Linked DNA regions of Homo sapiens: region 1 is linked to region 2. Evidence: read pairs that join two places in POLR2A ChIA-PET (ENCODE). Cell type or tissue: Caco-2. All regions are shown on one strand. Each heading gives the region's core, and the rest is flanking DNA. Links, peaks and the distances in the headings are about the cores only.

What was found. Peaks named below come from ENCODE experiments on the same cell type or tissue, not always from the same donor. Only the 100,000 strongest peaks of a DNase experiment are listed, where the experiment ranks them.
Region 1: POLR2A ChIA-PET joins it to region 2 with 7 read pairs; 5 of 35 experiments call an interaction of 5 or more read pairs at or near these places.

The regions. Positions count from the first base shown.
Region 1 is chr2:47,732,092-47,749,091 of GRCh38, reverse strand. No RefSeq gene overlaps it. Among named protein-coding and RNA genes, the nearest start is that of MSH6, 43 kb to the left of the region's middle. RefSeq lists a silencer at 793-946. In Caco-2, for the core only: no CTCF peak of the experiment used is centred there; a DNase peak (open chromatin) is centred at 9,531.
Region 2 is chr2:47,669,721-47,672,220 of GRCh38, reverse strand. It overlaps a transcript of MSH2 not described here. Among named protein-coding and RNA genes, the nearest start is that of KCNK12, 100 kb to the right of the region's middle. In Caco-2, for the core only: no CTCF peak of the experiment used is centred there; no DNase peak of the experiment used is centred there.

The DNA of each region.
Region 1 (17,000 bases), core at 8,445-10,944, 68 kb before region 2:
GACCAGCCTGGCCAACATGGTGAAACTTCATCTCTACTAAAAATACAAAAAAAAAAAAAAATTAGCTGGGAGTGGTGGTGTGCACCTGTAATCCCAACAGTCCCCCAAAGTCTTAACTTATTCCAGCATTAGGTCAAAAGACCAAAGTCTAAAATCTCATCTGAGACAAGACAAGTCCCTTCTGCCTATGAGCCTATAAAATCAAAAACAAGTTAGTTACTTCCAAGATACCATGAGGGTACAGGCATTGGATAAATGCTCCCATTCCAAAAGGGAGAAATGGGTCAAAAGAAAGGGGCTACAGGCCTCATGCAAGTTTGAAATCCAGCAGGGTGGTCATTAAATCTTAAAGCTCCAAAATAATCTCTGTTGACTCCATGTCGCACATTCAGGGCATACTGTTGCAAGGGGTGGTATTCCAAAGCCTTGGGCAGTCCTGCTTCTGTGGCTTTCCAGGGCTGCTCTCAAGGGCTGATGTTGAGTGCCTGCAGCTTTTCCAAGTGCAGGGTGCAAGCTGTCAGTGGATCTACCATTCTGGGGTCTGGAGGATATTGGTCCTCTTCTCACAGCTCTACAGGGAAGTGCCCAATGGGGGCTCTGTGAGGGAGCTCTAACCCCCATATTTCCCCACCGCACTGCCCCAGAAGTGGTTCTCCATGAGGGCTCCACCCCTGTGGCAGGCTTCTGAGTGGACATCCAGTCTTTTCCATACATCCTCTGAAATCTAGGCAGAGGCTCCCAAGCCTCAGCTCTTGCACTCTGCACACCTGGATGCTTAACACTCTGTGGAAACCACCAAGGCTTCTGGCTTGCACTCTCTGAAGTAGTAACCCACGCTGTACCTGGGACCTTTTGAGCCAAGGCTGGAACTGGAGTGGTTGGGATGCAGGGAGCTGTGTCCTGAGGCTGTGCAGAGTGATGGGGCCCTGGGCCTGGCCCAGGAAACCATTCTTCCCTTCTAAGTCTCCAGACCTCTGATGAAAAGGGCTGTGGTGAATGTCTGTGAAATGTCTTCAAGGCCCTTTCCCCATTGTCTTCACTATTAGCATTTACCTTCTTTTTAGTTACGCAAAATTTATGCAGCTGGCTTTAATTGCTCCCCGAAGGTGGGCTTTTCTTTCCTTTTCTTTTCTTTTCTTTTTTTTTGAGTTGGAGTCTCTCACTGTCACCCAGGCTGGAGTGCAATGGCACGACCTTGGCTCACTGCAATCTTCACCTCCTCGGTTCAAATGATTCTCCTGCCTCAGCCTCTTGAGGAGCTGGGATTATAGGCATGTGCCACCACACCCAGCTAATTTTTGTATTTTTAGTAGAGACGGGGTTTCATCATGTTGGCCAGGCTGGTCTCGAACTCCTGACCTCATGATCTCCCTGCCTTGGCCTCCCAAAGTGCTGGGATTACAGGCGTGAGCCACCACACCTGGCCAGTGGGCTTTTCTTTTCTACCACATGGCCAGGCTCCAAATTTTTCAAGCTTTTATGCTTTGCTTCCCTTTTACTTTTTATTTATTTAGTTTTGAGACAGGGTCTCTGTCACTCAGGCTAGAGTGCAGTGGCACAATCATTGCCTTGCACAGCCTTGACCTCCTGGGCTCAGCCTTCTGAGTGGCAGAGACTATAGGCGTGTGCCACCACACCTGGCTACTTATTTATTTATTTATTTTATAGAGACAGGGTTTGTCCATGTTGCCCAGGCTAGTCTTGAACTCCTGGGCTCAAGTGATCTGTCTGCCTTGGCCTCCCAAAATTCTAGGATTACACGCATGAGCCACTGTGCCCATCCTGCTTCCCTTTTCAATATAAGTTTCAGGTTTACATCATTTCTTTACTCATGCATATGGGAATCAGTGGTTAGAAGCAGCCAGGCTACCTCTTGAACACTTTGCTGCTTATAAATTTTTTTCACCAGATACCCTAAGTCATCATTCTCAAGTTCAAAGTTCCATAGATCCCTAGGGCAGGGGCACAATGCCTCCAAGTTCTTTGCTAAGGCATAACAAAAGTGACCTTTGCTCCAGTTACCAAAAAGTTCCTCATTTCCATCTGAGACCTCCTAAGCCTGGACTTCATTGTCCATATCACTATAAGCATTTTGGTCACAACAATTTAACAAGTCTCTAGGAAGTTCCAAATTTTCCCTCATCTTCCTGTCTTCTTCTGAGCCCTCAAAACTGTTCCAACCCCTGTTTGTTACCCAGTTCCAAAGCTGCTTCTGCATTTTCAGGTGTCTTTATAGCAATGACCTACTCCTCAGTACCAATTAGTCCATTATGGGCTATAAAGAAATACCTGAGACTAGGTAATTTATAAAGAAAAGAGGTTTAATTGGCTCATGGTTCTGCAGGCTGTGCAGGAAGCATAGCAACTTCTGCTTCTTCAGAGGCCTCAGGAAACTTACAATCATGGTGGAAGGTGAAGGGGAAGCAGGCACATCTTGCATGGCTGGAGTAGGAAGGGTGGGGGTTGCTACAAACTTTTAACAACCAGATCTGATGATAACTCACTCACTATCACAGGAATAGTTCCAACGGGATGGTGCTAACCCATTCATGAGAACTCCGCCCCCATGATCAAATCACCTCCCACCAGGCTCCATCTCCAATACTGGGGATTACAATTTAACATGAGATTTGTTGGGGACACTGATCCAAAGTATATTAACATATCAATAACATAGTTATACAAATATTTCTTACTTGACAGTGTTTCCTGTACACTTTTAACATACCAGATAAGCCTAACATGGCTCTCTTGGACTTACAGGTGTTCCTTTTGGAAAAGTCTTCTTTTTTTTTTTTTTTTTTTTTTTTTTTGAGATGGAGTTTTGCTCTGTCACCCAGGCTGGAATGCAGTGGCACAATCTCCGCTCACTGCAACCTCCGTCTCCTGGGTTCACATGATTTTCCTGCGTCAGCCTGCAGAGGAGCTGCAATTACAGGCTACCACACCTGGCTAATTTTTAGTGGAGATGAGGTTTCACCATGTTGGCCAGGTTGGTCCCAAACTCCTGACCTCTAGTGATCTGGCCACTTTGGCCTCCCAAAATGCTGGAATTACAGGCGTGAGCCACCATGCCCAGCCTGTTGTGTAAACTTTAAGCAATATCTTTCCCATTATAAAAGTTTTCTTGTGGCTTGAGTGTAGGACGATGCTCTTAAAAATTGAGATTTCCTTTACAGATATTTATTTTACAAAGTGTTACAAAATAGCCAGCTAAATGCCACAGGTCTTATTTTAAATACCAATCTAGTTAGATAGGTGGTCTTTTCAATTTAGCTTGTTTCTGCTTAATTAGATTACTGACTTTAGGGTGGAACCCTTTAGTGAATAGGGCAAGGGAAGCATTTGTAGTCTTCAGGGTCAAATATTTAAATGTGAAAAGCAGGCACAACTGGAAGGCAGGGCATCGAAATTTTTAAAAATCAAGGGTCCCATTTTTACTGCATCCTGGGTCCCCAAAAGTTGGAAATGCCATGAGACCAGCCATGCGGTGGGTGACCCAATAAACCCATTCTAGCCTATCCCCCATGGGAGTCTTATCCCTCAATGATGAGCAGTCTTACACCTTTGAAGTGTTCAAATGATGCCTTTCTCATCTAAATGCACAAAGAAAAGTGTGCCCTGCCTGCAGTAGCAACCATTCATTGTATCCCCTGTCAGCCATTTCCAAAACTGCAGCCTTCACCAGTGACTTGTCAACCAGTGCACACACAAACGTCAGGTTCCCGCTCACAGCACAAAGCAACTCATGGAACCCACTAAAACCAAAGAGATTAGGCGATACAATGCAAAAAGGAATAGAGCTTTAGACCTGAAAGAAATTGCCCACAACACTTCAGACTCCATAAGGAAAACAGAAACTCCAAAAAGCAGGTGAGTGGTGCTGTGTTCTGTGTTCTTCAAGGGGTCTCAGGGTCATTAGAAGTCTCTTCTAAGCTTCATGTGGTATTGAAAATGACAAAAGGAAGGAGAAGCAGATGTGGAAGAAAATAGAAGAACAAGTCTTAGAGGAGCCAATTTGGGAAGATTTTCCGCTTTCAAAAAGGCCAATGAAGTTTTACATTTTTCTCAGCAAAAATCATGCCAATAAGATAGGAAGCAAACAGTGGGATCAAACACATTTAAAAAGGGGCTTTAGCTGACTGAGAAAAATCCCAGAAACAGAATCCAAAAAAGGAAAAAGAAGAAATATTTTATTCTCAAAAAAATTATAGCCTAAATATCAGCTTTTTTTTTTTTTTTTTTTTTTTTTTTGAGACAAGGTCTTGCTCTGTCACCCAGACTGAAAGCAGTGGCATAATCCAGCTCATTGAAACCTTGAACTCCTGGGCTCAACGATCTCCAGCTCATTGAAACCTTGAACTCCTGGGCTCAACGATCCTCCTAACACAGCCCCCTGGGTAGCTAGGACTACAGGTCTGTGCCACCATGCCTGACTATATATATATATATATATATATATATATATATATATATATATATATATATATATATATATATATTTTTTTTTTTTTTAACATTTTTTGTAGAGACGGGGTTTGCTATGTTGCCTAGGCTGGTCTTGAACTCCTGGCCTCAAGTAATCCTCCTGCCTCATTCTTTCTGATGCAGGATTTTTCTCAGCCTCACTTTGCCAGCTGGAAACTTCTGTGGCTGTCAGGGCCTCTGCTTATTTCTTCCCACCACCCCACTCCAGCCCATGGCTCCCAGCTGGCTTGGCTCTGCAAGCCGCTTCCCATCATGTGGGGCAGCTGCCTGGCACTGGCAAAGGATGGGAGGGCTACAGCTTACAGCTCCTTTCATCCCCTACTGTTTGGTGGGTCCCAGGTTCTTGTGTGTGGTGTGTGGTTTGTGTGTGGTGTGTGGTTTGTGTGTGGTGACTGGTTTGTGAGTATGCAAAAGACCCAAAAGAAAGACACCACTCAAAGGTGGGGAAGACAGTGTAAAAAAAACAATTAGGGAAGGGTAGGATATGTAAAATAGGTGAACGGTGAGGATCAAACAGAGGAAAGTGCACCAAATGGGAAGAGAGATTCCCAACCCAGTCTGTAGACTTGACTTGTAGCTTGGCTTTCAGGCTTTAAACTCTTTGGATTGAAGATGGGGTTTCACAGGGGACCCCACCTCCATCTGCCTAGACATTGGCCTGCCTCCTGCCGCTATCAATTCTTCGCCAAGTGTTGGGATTGTAGCAGTGAACCACTGCTCCCAGTACTAAATATCAACTTTTAGTGAAGATGACTTCTTCCCATAGAACTCTCAAAAAGAATCTTTTTGAATCTCTTATTATCAGATTTCAGCCAGGAAAAACATAAATTAGGTCTCCCATTCAGTGTGTCTGGTTTTAAAACCAGCTTTTTTTCTAGTTGTGAATGCAAATGAATTATTGTTATTATTATTATTTTTTGAGGAAAGGTCTCACTCTGTCAACCCAGGCGGGAGTGCAGTGGTGTGATCACGGCTTATTGCAGCCTCGACCTGTGGGGCTCAAGTGATCCTCCCACTTATTTTTTTATTTTTTGTAGAGAAAAGGTCTCACTATGTTGCCCAGGATGGTCTCAAATTCCTGGGCTCAAGTGGTCCTCTCACCTCGGCCTCCCAAAATGCCGATATTACAAGTGTGAGCCATGGCACCCAGCTGAATTATTTCAGACATTTCAGAAGATCCCTACTTTGGCTTCTGCTGCTTTTGAGTGTCCCAGGTTAAGCGAGCCCACTTTTCCTAGATATTTACAAGAAGACACCTGTAAGGGTTATACGTAAATCCAGCTGGTATTTCTAAAAAGAGTGCTTAGATTTTGAAGCTGATTTCCCATAATTTAAGAACTTTTCAAAAGTGGCCAATGGGGGAATGTGTTTAAGGTCAAAGTGTGACATGTCTCACACTGTCTCTAACTACCATGTGGCAGCACAGTGATCAAGGCATGGGAAACCAGACGTGTTATACGTGTCCAGAAGAGCAAAAAGGGGGTACACGTTTCAGTTAGGAACTAACAGGAACTGGTCACAAATGAAAGGCTAAGTCCACATTTTCAAGTGATGGAAAACAGCAGCCACCTTTTTTTTTTTTCTTTTTTTTGAGACAAGGTCGTGCTCTGTTGGCCAGGTTGGAGCATAGTGGCGTGATCACAGCTCACTGCAGCCCCGAACTCCTGGGATTAAGCAATCCTCCCACTTTGGCCTCCCAAAGTGCTGGGATTTCAGATGTGAGGCACCGTGCCTGGCTGAGCTGCAATCTTAAAAGCATGCTCTATGAAACTATGGGGGCCAAAGCCCTTGGTCCCCTAAAGGTTTGCTGAAAAATCACTGACATAAGGCAGATTGATTAATAGGAGAAAAGCCATACAGATTTGTTTGACGTGTATACACAGGAGCCTTCAGCATGAAGACCCAACCTCCTAATGAGTACAGAAGCTCAGATACCATCTTATTTTTCTCTCTCTCTCTCATGCTAAGAACTCTCCACAAATGGAAGGTTATATGCCATCTTGAGGTTACAGAAAGAATGGGGACTTCGATCCTGGCAAAACAGGTTATGGAGGTGGGGAGAAGAAGAATTCTGTTGAGGGGATTATTAGGGAGAATGAATGGATCTGGCAACAGAGATGAACTTGTAAATAGTTCGCTTTGAAATTTAAATGATCCTTGGAAACTGTCATTAAAACGGGTCTGTTCAGGTGTGTTTACGCCTTGGTCTTATTTTCTGCAATAGATAATGAGAAAACAGGGAGGGGAAGCAAAAAACAATCGTTCTCCTTGGTGGGTCTGGATCTTAAGCAGATAAAGGAACTTCAGCCTCTACAGGGGAGACAGTGGTGGGAGGGAGAGGTCAGAGAGACCTTGAGGCTTCTCAATTTCAATCTGTCAAAATGCTATCTTTTGGGGTATTGGTTTCTGAGCCCCAACAAAATGAAACCACCAGTACCTAACTGTCAATCTTTTGATCAAAAATTCTGCTGTGTCACAGGGGTAGAAAAACTTTGACCAGAACCCCTGATCCCAAGGCAGAGGGAGAAAAAAGGTAGTTCCCTGAAGAGCTTTTTACTCAAAGGTCCTGTTCAAAGGCAAAGCCCGAAGCTCTCCCCAGGACAGAGAGGGTTTGAAAAATAGTTCAAACAACGTTTGGACCTTCAATCAAAGAGTGGGAGGTTCTAATTCAGGAGAACTCACCCAAAACATCAGATGGGACACTGGAGGGAATGTTCATGCTGGTACCCAGTATCACTTTCAGAGAGAAACACAGGGTGGTTGAGGGGAGTTACTTTGAATCCTGCCAATTTCACCAGATTAGTCAACCTAAAAGGAAGAAGCTGAGGCCAACATAATGTAAGTAGAGTTTATTTGGGCCAAGCTTGAGGACTCCAACCTGGGAGCATAGATTCAAGTTGCCCTCTGATTAGCAACAGATACGAGTTGATTTTTAAAGGAAAAGAAGAGGCAGTTCCTAAATTCTTTACCAAGAATTTACATTTAAATAACATAAGCTATTGATTGGCTATCCATTGTTCTTTGTCCAGGGACATGAAGATAATGGATGAGGCAGCTAATCAGGAACAAAATGACTTTAAGCAATTGCCCTCAGACATGGATGCATGTGGTGAGGTGTGACTGAAGTCCCATACTCGTGTCTCTCTGGACCTGCATATCTCACACAGCTCAGACTTCTGTCAGCTGTTTTTCTTTTCTCAGAAGAAATGACGTACAGATTTATTAATGTGCACAAGGAGAACCACAGAGTGATTACTCCCACCCTTTCATGGGGTTCAGAAGCTTGTGTACCATCTTGAGGTTACAGAAGGAATGCCACCTTGGATTGTGGCAAAACACGTTCTGGGATAGGGAGAACATGTTATGCAGATGAAACCTTACAGGTAGCAGCCCTCAGAAAGAATAGAAGGTAGATGTTTCTTTCAGACTTTTAAGGTGTCAGACTTTCTAATCTTGCCCAGATCCAGATAGGGGAGGGCTTCAGAAACAGCCTGGTGGCATCAATGCAGATTCTTGCTGCAGATGCAAATCTTTCTCATAAGGAGATGGCTTTTAAGCTCTTTGTGTATTTCCGCCCTTCTGAATAGCCATCTTGAAATATGCCAAAGAGGGCCAGGTGCGGTGCTTACGCCTGTAATCCCAGTACTTTGGGAGGCCGAGGCAGGCGGATCACCTGAGGTCAGGAGTTCGAGACCAGCCTGGCCAACCTGGTGAAACCCCCTCTCTACTAAAAATGAAAAAATTCAGCTGGGCGTGGCGGTGGGCACCTGTAATCCCAGCTACTCAGGAGGCTGAGGCAGGAGAATCGCTTGAACCCAGGAGGCGGAGGTTGCAGTGAGCCGGGATGGCACCATTGCACTCCAGCCTGGGCAACAAGAGTGAAACTCCACCTCAAAAAAAAAAAAAAAAAAGGAAATATGCCAAAGAAGTGTATTTTGGACTGGAATATTTTGGTTTCCTTCAAGACATTAGGGCAGTGTCGACAAAGAGAGTCAAACTCTGTAAAATATTTAAAGAGGTTTATTCTGAGCCAAACATGAGTGACCAAGGCCCAAGGCACAGTCTCAAGAGGTTCTGAGAACATGTGCCCATGATGATTGGATTATAACTTGGTTTTATATGTTTCAGGGAGACATAAGATATCAATCAATGCATGTAAGTTATGCATTGGTTTGATTCAGAAAGGTGGTAGAGCATGAACCTGTGGCTCACAAGTCATAGATAAATTCAGAGATTTTCTGATTGGCAATTGGTTGAAAGGGTTATTATTTAAAGACCTGCAATCAATAGAAAGGAGTGTCTGGGTTAAGATAAGGGGTTGAAATAGTTTGGATATTTGTCCCCCAAAATCTCAGGTTGAGATATAATCACCAATGTTGGAAGTCGGGCCTGGTGGGAGGCATTTGGGTCTTGGGGGTGGATCCCTCATGGCTTGGTGCTGTCTTCACGATAGTGAGTGACTTCTCATGAGACCTGGTTGTTTAAAAGTGTATGGCATCACGCCCCTCCCCCCGGCTCTTGCTCCCTCTCTTGCCATGTGACATGCCTGCTCCTGCTTTGCCTTCTGTCATGAGTAAAAGCTCCCCAAGGCCTCCCTAGAAGCTCAGCAGATGTTGGTGCCATGCTTGTACAGCCTACAGAACCATGAGCAAATTAAACCTCTTTTTTATATATATAAAAATTACCCAGTCTCAGGTATTTATTTATTTATTTATTTATTTATTTATTTATTTTTTGAGACAGAGTCTTGCCATGTCGCCCAGGCTGGAGTGCAGTGGCACAATCTCGGCTCACTGCAACCTCCACCTCCTGGGTTCAAGTGATTCTCATGCTTCAGCCTCCCAAGTAGCTGGGATTACAGGCACCTGCCACCATGCCCAGCTAACTTTTGTATTTTTAATAGAGACGGGGTCTCACCATGTTGGCCAGGCTGGTCTCGAACTCCTGACCTCAAGTGATCCACCTGCTTTGGCCTCCCAAAGTGCTGGGATTACAGGCATGAATCACTGTGCCTGGCCAGGTATTTCTTTATAGCAATGCAAGAATGCGCTAACACAGTGCAACCTGGCCTAACGGGTTGTGGAGACCAAAGTTCTTATTTGTAGAATAGATAGTAAATGTCTTTTATGAGGCCTTAAGATGTGCCAGACTCTTAGTTAATTCTTTCCTGGATCAGGAAAAAACTTGCAAAGGAGAGGGGGTTCTCTACAGAATATAGATTTTCTCCACAGGAGACAGCTTTGCAAGGCCATTTAAAAATATGTCAGGCCGGGCACAGTGGTTCACACCTGTAATCCCAGCATTTTGGGAGGCCAAGGCAGTGGATCACTTGAGGTCAGGAGTTTGAGACCAGCCCAGCCAACATGGTGAAACCTCGTCTCTGCTAAAAATACAAAAATTAGCCAGGCGTGGTGGTGCATGTCTGTAATCCCAGCTACTCAGGAAGCTAAGGCACAAGAATCGCTTGAACCTGGGATGTGGAGGTTGCAATGAGCCAAGATTGTGCCATTGCGCTCTTGCCTGGGTGACAGAACGAGACTCCGTCTTAAAAAAAAAAAAAAAAGAAAGAAAAAAGAAAAAAGAAATTTATTTTCAGCTTACAGCAGGGTATTGAAAGGGAGAAAAAATATAATTTATTTTCTCAATCCTAATAACTTCTTAGCTGGGATACCTCTATAACAAAAGATAGACCAATAGGAGAAAAAGGTATACAAACTTAATGTGCATATGATCATAGGAGCTATACACACAGTATGAGACTCAAAGGAGGGGTCAGATGGCTGAAGTTTTAATACCATTCAGAGATTACAGAAATGATAGGGGTTTGGGGACTCTTGGGATGGAGGTAGCCTCATGGGTTATGGAACAATGAAGGGAGGAAAGCAAGGCAGGGAAAGGCTGTCTTTTTATGCAGATAAAACCCCAAAAGGTAGCAGCTCTCAGAAAAAATAGGTGGCAGCCTGGGGTAAGGTGTCTGCCAGACCTTTGCTCTCCTTTTCCTGTGAGTCAGCCTTTCCTAAATTCGGATAAGGGGGCTTCAGAGAAAGCCTGTTCGCATCTGCTGTTTACTTCACTCCACTAACGTTGATTTCCTCTACAGATGCAAGTCTCCCCCACAAAAGACAGTTTTTCAGGACTATTCTCGTGTTTGCAGCCCCTCAGAATAGCCATCTCAAAATATGCCAAAGAAGTATATTTTGGGGTGGCATATTTTTGGTTGCCTTCAGCATAAACAACCTGCATGCTTTACATGGCCCCAATCACGACATCACCCTACAGCCATTGGTATGTATGACTATAGCTTTCAATTATCAAAGAAAGGTTAAATGATACTCAGTGAATTCTTTTCAAGAAGGCAGGAAAGTTTGGACGTGGTGGCTTATGCCTGTAATCCCAGCACTTTGGGAGGCCGACGTGGGTGGATCACTTGAGGTCAGGAGTTTGAGACCAGCCTGGCCAACATGGCAAAACCCCATCTCTACTAAAAATACAAAAATTAGCTGGGTGTGTTGGTGGGCACCTATAATCCCAGCTACTCAGGAGGCTGAGGCAGGAGAATTGCTTGAACCCAGGGGATGTAGGTTGCAGTGAATCAAGATCGCGCGACTGCACTCTAGCCTGGGTGAAAGAGTGAAACTCCATTTCAAAAAAAAAAAAAAAAGAAGTCAGGGAAAAGCAATCCATTTTAGAACTATGATGGTGTAAAAGAAAATAAAGTTTCAGGGCCACCTAAATTTATTTTGCCATAAGCCCTGGAGACTGAGTCACATAGCATGATTACCATTCTGTTTCTTAGATTATAGATTAACTCTCTTCCTCATTGTTCTTATTCTGTAAATGACTAGGAGAGATCAGAGACTAGACCTCTCCACTTCCAATCACAAATCACAAAATGTTGCAGAGTTACTGCCTCTTTCATTGTCCTGTACATCACTGAGACCAGATGGTGCAAAATACCCCATGATTTACATCTTCACTGTGGGATGTTAACAATACCTTTCCCAAAAGGAAAAGTCCCCCTTGGCTAATAGAATCATTGTAACTACGCATTAAGCCTTATATAGAAAGATGTTGAAGCCAAGCATGGTGGTGCATACCTGTAATCCCAGCTACTTGGGAGTCTGACACGGGAGGATGGCTTGAGCCCAGGAGTTCGAGGCCATTGTGAGCTATGATTGCATCACTGCACTCCAGCCTGGGCAACAGGGTGTTTCTAAACAAAACAAAACAAAAACAGAAAGATGTTGAAATTCTGTTAAGTTTCCCTAAACTTTATCTATGTAAACAATTCCAACCTTCTACACTTCAGAACACTGACTTTCTTTCATTCTTTGGAATCTGTGCTTCCCAGGCAGCAGTCCTTACACTTTGTGCTTGAATAAACTCTCTTTAGATTAGAGTCTGAGCCTCTTGATTGTTTTCTGTTGACAGTGGTAAAAATATTAAAGTATTTAGAAAAAAAGTATTCAGCCTCGGAGTAGACATAGCCCCCACTCTTCAATGATCCCATTCCAGTGGACAGATAGAAATACCTCTCTGGGAAATCTCTGATGGATTTGAAGCACTGAGACCTTACTCTTGGACAACTCCTGGTCCTATGAAAGAAGGAGTTTCCAATATTGAGGATTTCCTGATGAAACCAGACAGATCAAGTCCCCTCCATTGGGGATATCCCAAGCGAATGGAGGAAGAATGGAATGAATCCAAGAGGAGAAGCACAGGCCTTGCTTGTCAGACAATTCTGGGGTCATACATGTACCCTGGCCTTTAGTGTGGTGGTGTGGGACACGGTAATCAGAACTCAGCTGGTCACCTTTCACTACCAGCCAAATTGTATAACTCACAAAGCAGATTTTCTGTAATATGTAATTATTGAGAATGAATAACTAAGGCGAAAAAAAAATCTATAGAGATGCTCCTTGACTTACAATGAAGTTATGTCCTGATAAATCCATCATAAGTAAAAAACGCATTTAATTCACCTAAACTACCAAACATCATAGCTTAGCCTGCTTGCCTTAACTGTGCTCAGATATTATCCTATAGTTGGCCAATATCATGAAATGCAAAGCCTATTTTATAATAAAGTGTGAATATCTCCTGTAATTTTTTATTTTTTATTTTTTTGTTAAGACGGAGTCTCACTCTGTTGCCCAGGCTGGAGTGCAGTGGCGCGATCTCGATTCACTGCAACCTCTGCCTCCTAGGTTCAAATGATTCTCCTGCCTCAGCCTCCCAAGTAGCTGGGATTACAGGAACACACCATTATGCCCAGCTTATTTTTGTATTTTTAGTAGAGATAGGTTTTCCCCATGTTGGCCAGGCTAGTCTCGAACTCCTGGCCTCAAGTGATCACCCGCCACGGCCTCTCAAAGTGCTGAGATTACAGGTGTGAGCCACTGCACCTGGCCTAGCTCATGTAATTTATGAACACTGTACTGAAAGTGAAAGACAGAATCCTTGTATGGGTCCTCACCATTAATGTGCATAACTGAAAGCACATTGGGCTTGAAGAATGTTTGAAGCATTGAACTAAAATTAATTGCTGGATGATAGGGATGCTACAGTGACAAGGTGATAAATTTCTCTCTCTTCTGATGAGGGTTGAGAATAGCTGGCAGAAGGCACTGAGGCATGGACACTTATTGTTGGTTTAGCAGGCATCCTGTTCTTCAGGAAGATACTAAGTTTTGACTGTAAAGTTTGTTTCTTCTTTTCATTACGTATTTCTGTATAGCAAGCTAGAGCATGTTGTAACTCCCTGTCAGTTCTTACAAATCTTCAGTAAAGATTGTGTGGAAAATGGATCCAGTGATATCCATTTCTTCTAAGGTTTATACCCCACTGCTGATAGTAGCAAACGCCTCCTCCAGTTTCTTTGCTGTGAATGTTCTTGGTGCCTCAGGTATAACTTCTTCTTCTTCTGCCTCAGCTTCTTCACTTATTTCTTCCCCCAGTTTGATCAGTTCCTCATTAGAAAGCTCTTCAGCCTCAGTGCCAACAAGCTCATGAATATCCTCTTTATTGATGTCTAATTCTAGCTGTTTCCCAAGCACTAATATCTTGTTACTTACTATTTCATCAACAGCAGAATTTTTGTTAAAGCCTTTGAATGTGTTCAACATATGTCTTTTAAACTTTCTTCCAAATGCCGTTCATGCATTGCTGTGTGACTTCTTCCCAAGCTGAAGCAATGTTCCAGATAGTATTTAGAATGTTAAAACCTTTCCAAAACTCTTGGAGAGTCTGGCCAGATTCCACTGCTTCAACAGCCTATGTGAACGTTTGGCATAAATAGTATGCTTTGAATGCAGCTATTGCACCTTGGTTCTTTGACTGAATGAGTGTAATTGTGTTCAGTGACAATACACAACCTTTACATCAGGATGCGTGTTGATGATATGGTGTGGGTACCCTGGAACATTGTCTAAGATCAGAAGAATCTTGAATCAGATGCTGTTTTGCCTACAATATCCTCTTGTCAATAGCGTAACACAGTTCAAAAAGTAGTCTGAAAACAGTGCTGACTTGTTTTCAAGGCTTGTAATCCAGGCTTTCTTGTTATGGCAGTAATAAAAAGGAACTAAGTATATGCTTATTCACATTCTTGAATGCTCTAGGGTTCTCCAAGTGGAGAATTTGAACCATGCAACATTTCCACCCAAAAACAGCATTATAAGGTCTTTGAATGCCTTGAATCCTGGCATCTTCCTGTACTCTTGATGAATGTATGGATGCTCTAGGATACGCTTCCAGAATAAGCTTGTTTCATTGGCATTAAATATTTGCTCTCACAAGTATTTCTTATTTACAATTATCTTACACAGCTCTTCTTTAAAAGCTTTGGCACATTTAGTATCTGCAATTGTGGCCTCACTGCTGACCTCTGCATTATGAAAATGATGACAACTTTTGAAGTGTTGGAACTACCCATGACTTGCTATAAACTTTTACATATCCAACGGATCATCAGCACGTTCTTTTAAAGTATTGAAAAGTCTTCTTGCCTTAGCCTGGATCATCAGAAGGCGAAGTGGCATGTGCTTCTGTATCTGGTCTTCCATTCACATGACAAGTAATTTTTCCATATCATCAGTCAGCTCACCTCTTTTCTTTGTGATGACAGTGGATTTAACCAAGGCTGATCATTTCACTACATCACTTATGCACTTCTTTCCTTTAAGAAGGTGGAAATTATGGAATGTGAAAGTCCTAACTTGCCTGAGATGGCCATTACTTCCTTACCACCTTCATGCTGAGGAATTAAGATCTTGAGTTCCATCTCAAGGGTAATTGCCTTCCTCTTCTCACCAGAGGCAGGAGACACAAATGGGCATTTTGCAGACATAATGAGACGTGAAAGCATAAAACACAATATCCCCAAACACTGGGAACACAGTACACTGTAGGGTACCAGTTGTTTACCCTCGTGATCGCTGCTACCCAGGATCTTGAGAGAGTATCATACCACATATGGCTAGCCTGGGAAAAGTACAGTTTCTACTGAATGTATATCAAATTCACATTATTATAAAGTCTAAAAACTGTAAGTTGAACCCTCATAAGTTGGAGGCCATCTGTATATGGATCTTCCAGGAGGGCCATGGCAATGTGGTAAGCTGACTATTAAATGACTTAAAAGCCTAAGAAGTGTCTTCAAAAGAAAAATCAGCCATTTAACAGTTGCAGACTTATCAGGGGTAAGAAGAGAAGGACAAAAACTGAGATAGGTAAAGATAAGGCAAATAATAGTTGACACTTATCAAGGGCTTACTACATGCCAGGCTCTGTTCTGTTTTTCATGCGTTACTGCAGTCCTCACAAAGATCCTATGAAATAGGTATTACATTTTCTCCATTTTACAGAACAGGAAATTGAGGCACAAGGATGTCAGGTAACTTTCCCAAGTTTTAGTAAGAATTAGAGCTAGGATTTGAGACTGAGCAGTCCGGTTCTAGAATCGTGCACTTGCCCATCACCCTTGTGGGGGTCATGACCATTGGCCCCTAAAAGTTCACTGAAAAACTACTGACATGAGGCAAATTTATTAATAGAAGGAAAGACATATAAATTTATTTAATGTATTTACATGGGAGCCTTTGGAATGAAGACTCAACCCAACAATAAGATATAGAAACTTATATACCATCTTGAGGTTACAAAAAGAATGCAGGCTAAGAGTATGGCCCCAAACAGTTTACGTTGGTAAATCATGTTTAGTAGCAAGACATGGTGTGAAAGGGAGAAAGAAAGAGGCCTGGCTTGCAAAGATGGCTTTGTTATATAGATGAGGCCTCATAGGTAGCAGTCCTCAGAGAAGATAGATGGTAAAAGCCTTTTTTTTTTTAATTTAAATTTTTATTTTTATTTTAAGTTTCAGGATGCATGTGCCGGATGTGCAGGTTTGTTACATAGGTAAATGTGTGCCATCGTGGTTTGCTGCACAGATCAACCCATCACATAGCTACTCAGCTCAGCATGCATTAGCTATTTTTCCTAATGCTCTCCCTACCCCAACACCACCTCTTGACAGACCCCAGAGTGTGTTGTTCCCCTCCCTGTGTCCATGTGTTCTCACTGTTCAGCTCCCACTTATAAGTGAGAACATATGGTGTTTGGTTTTCAGTTCCTGCAAGAATTTGCTGAGGATAATGGCTTCCAGCTCCATCTATGTCCCTGCAAAGGACATGATCTTGTTTTTTTTGTGGTTGCATAGTATTCCATGGTGTATATGTACCACATTTTCTTTATCCAGTCTGTCACTGATGGGCGTTTGGGTTGATTCCATGTCTTTGCTATTGTGAATAGTGCCGCAATGAACATATGGCGAAGGTCTTTTTTCAGACCTTTCAAGGTGTCAGACTCAGTTAATCTCTCTTAGATATGGAAAATTTGTAGAAAAGGAAGGCCTGGCTGCATTAGTAGAGATTCTCTACAGATGCAAATTTTCCCCAGAAAAAAATAGCTTTGCAAGGACCTGTCTGTTTGCTGGCCCTGAAGCAACCATTTCAAAATATGTCAAAGAAATATATTTTGGGGTAAAATATTTTGATTTCCTTCACCCTATACTAGAACTACCTCTGGATAAATCGTGAACACTGGTGTGGATTCTAATCAGGGAGCCCCTGTAAGCCTGTGGTCCCTTACAGAAAAATGGAGTCGGTATGCTGATTCTAAAATATAGATTGGGCCAGGCCGGGAGCGGTGGCTCATGCCTGTAATCCCAGCACTTTTGGAGGCTGACGCAGGCGTATCACAAGGTCAGGAGATGGAGACCATCCTGGCTAACATGGTGAAACCCCATCTCTACTAAAAATACAAAAAAATAGCCAGGCGTGGTGGCGTGTGGCGGTAATCCCAGCTACTTGGGAGGCTGAGACAGGAGAATTGCATGAACCTGGGAGGCAGAGGTTGTAGTGAGCCAAGATAGCGCCACTGCACTCCAGCCTGGGTGACAGAGCAAGACTCCATCTCAGAAAAAAACAAAACAAAATACCAAAACCCCAAAAAAC
Region 2 (2,500 bases), core at 1-2,500:
GATCTCCTGACCTCGTGATCCGCCCGCCTCGGCCTCCCAAAGTGCTGGGATTACAGGCGTGAGCCACCGCGCCCGGCCGGATGTTTCTTTATGCCTGATTTTTTCAGAATTTGGAAACTATTTGTGAGTATTCATATTTTATGGCAATATAGTAAGTACAAGGCAATATAGTTTACTATAAAAATTTATTTGTATAAGTTCAATAATCTGTTCTTCTAACAACACGATTGGAGACATTCTGTTGTTTGTTTTTGTTCTTTTTTACTGAAGCTTTGACTGGAATGTCATATTTTCAGATATGACCAAACAGCTTTAAAAAATTGAGGTTGGCATTATGAAGCCAATAGAAGTTCCTGGAAAAACTGGCCTAGTACCTTAAATACATGGTTCACATGGTTGCCCTGTGGTAAGTAAAGAATGCCACTTTCTGACAGGCCTAGGAACTTCAGGATATTTTGGGGATCTCAAGAAGAGAGAAATTAATCCAGTTTGTACAGGTGTTACAGACATAGTCTAAGGATGAGTCAAATCCTTGGCTTGGCTTCGTAGCCTTGAGAGGCTTTAAAAAGTCTAATCTGAGATTCCTTATGAAAAGTTCCAGCAAAGCTTTTAAAAACAGCCTATATTGGCCAGGCATGGTGGCTCACACCTGTAATCCCAACACTTTGGGAGGCTGATGCGAGTGGATCACCTGAGGTCAGAAGTTTGGGAGCAGCCTGGCCAACATGGCAAAACCCCGTCTCTACTAAAAACACAAAAATTATCTGGGCCTGGTGGAACACACCTGTAGTCCCAGCTACTAGGGAGGCCGAGGCAGGACAATCGCTTGAACCCAGGAGATGGAGGTTGCAGTGAGCTGAGATCGCGCCACTGCACTCCAGCCTATGCGAGAGAGTGAGACTCCATCTCAAAAAAAAAAAAAAGAGCCTATAAGATAAATCACTATTCTTGCTAAACTTATGTATGTAATCAGGCCAAAGACTAAACTTATTTTGCAAAGAAATTGATCTTACTATGATTTGGTAGAAATGACAACTGGAGAGGAGAAAAATATGTTTCAGAAGAAAACTATAGTGTACCTGTTGTAAGAGTCCAGCCCTGTTCATTGTTTTTGAATTTGCATTATTTGCCTACAATTTGTACTGAACCCTGAATATTTTCCTGGCTATAAGTCTACAAACTAACTTTTCCAAATTTTTATCCCAATTTTCTGACTTGGACTCACTGAAATTAAAACTGTCTTTTTCATGAGGCCTTACAAGCCTAAGCTAATAAACTTGGTTTTGAAAAAGAATCAATGCAACAGCTTATATTTGAAGAAAATTTACATGCCAACTGTAATCTAGAAAAAATCTGTCAGCTAGCTACTGGTCTTCTGACCTAACTGTCTTCCAGACTCTAGAGGGACTAGTTCGTAGACCACTCCAGACATTGGCCTTTGTTTTTCTTCTGTTTCCATAAAAATGCCTCCTATTAAGGATATATTTGCCTGCGTCATATATAGAGGCCTAGCTTTGAGATCCCATCTGCAACTCCATTTTCTAAAATGAGACACAACTGTTTAATTGGACTGGCCTATTCCCAGAAATGAGAGACTGGTTTAATTGGATATTTTACCACTCAGTTACTAACCTGATTTCTCTCTCCACAACCATAACTCAACTTATAGTGTACAAAACTTCTAGGGAAGTTTCAGACTGGGGAAATGAAGGAGACTAGGGAATTTCATCCCAAAATATGGCACCGTAGTATTGCAGATTACTTTATATTAATGGCTGCGCGTGTGGCTATAATGTCAGCACTTTGGGAGGCTGAGGTGGGCTGATCGCTTGAGCTCAGGAGTTTGAGATCAGGCTGGGCAACATGGCAAAACCCTGTCTCTATCAAAAAAAAAAAAAAAAAAATATATATATATATATATATATATATATATATATATATATATATATACACAAAAAGTTGGCTGGGCATTGTGGCACGTGCCTGTACTCCCAGCTTCTTAGGAGGCTGAGGTGGGAGGATCACTGGAGCCCAGAAGGTCAAGGTTGCAGTGAGCCAAGACAGCACCACTGCACTCCAGCCTGGGTGCCAGAGTGAGGTCCTCTCTCAACAATTAATGAATTAAAGGCCCTTGGAGACCAGCAGATGGTGGAAGAAGCTTTACTCTGCTATTCCCTTATCTACCTAAAGTCTGAACCTGCCAAAGAAGAAAACTATTACTTCTGGTTTCTTCCCTGAGTTTTCATTAATTTAACTCACATCTCAGGAAGAGAGACTGAAGTCTGTCAACACACCTGAACAGATTTTTGTCACAAACTATTGTCTGCTTTGCGGGCCCAATAAACTTAGTCCTCGGCCATTATATGTTCTCCAAGGCCATTACATTCCTCTAACTATCATGTACTATCCCCAAAATTGCCACATTTCTCTTACCTCCCCTTACTCTATCAAAAAGGGTACATATGCCTCTGTACCCCATTGGGTTATTGAGTCATCATTC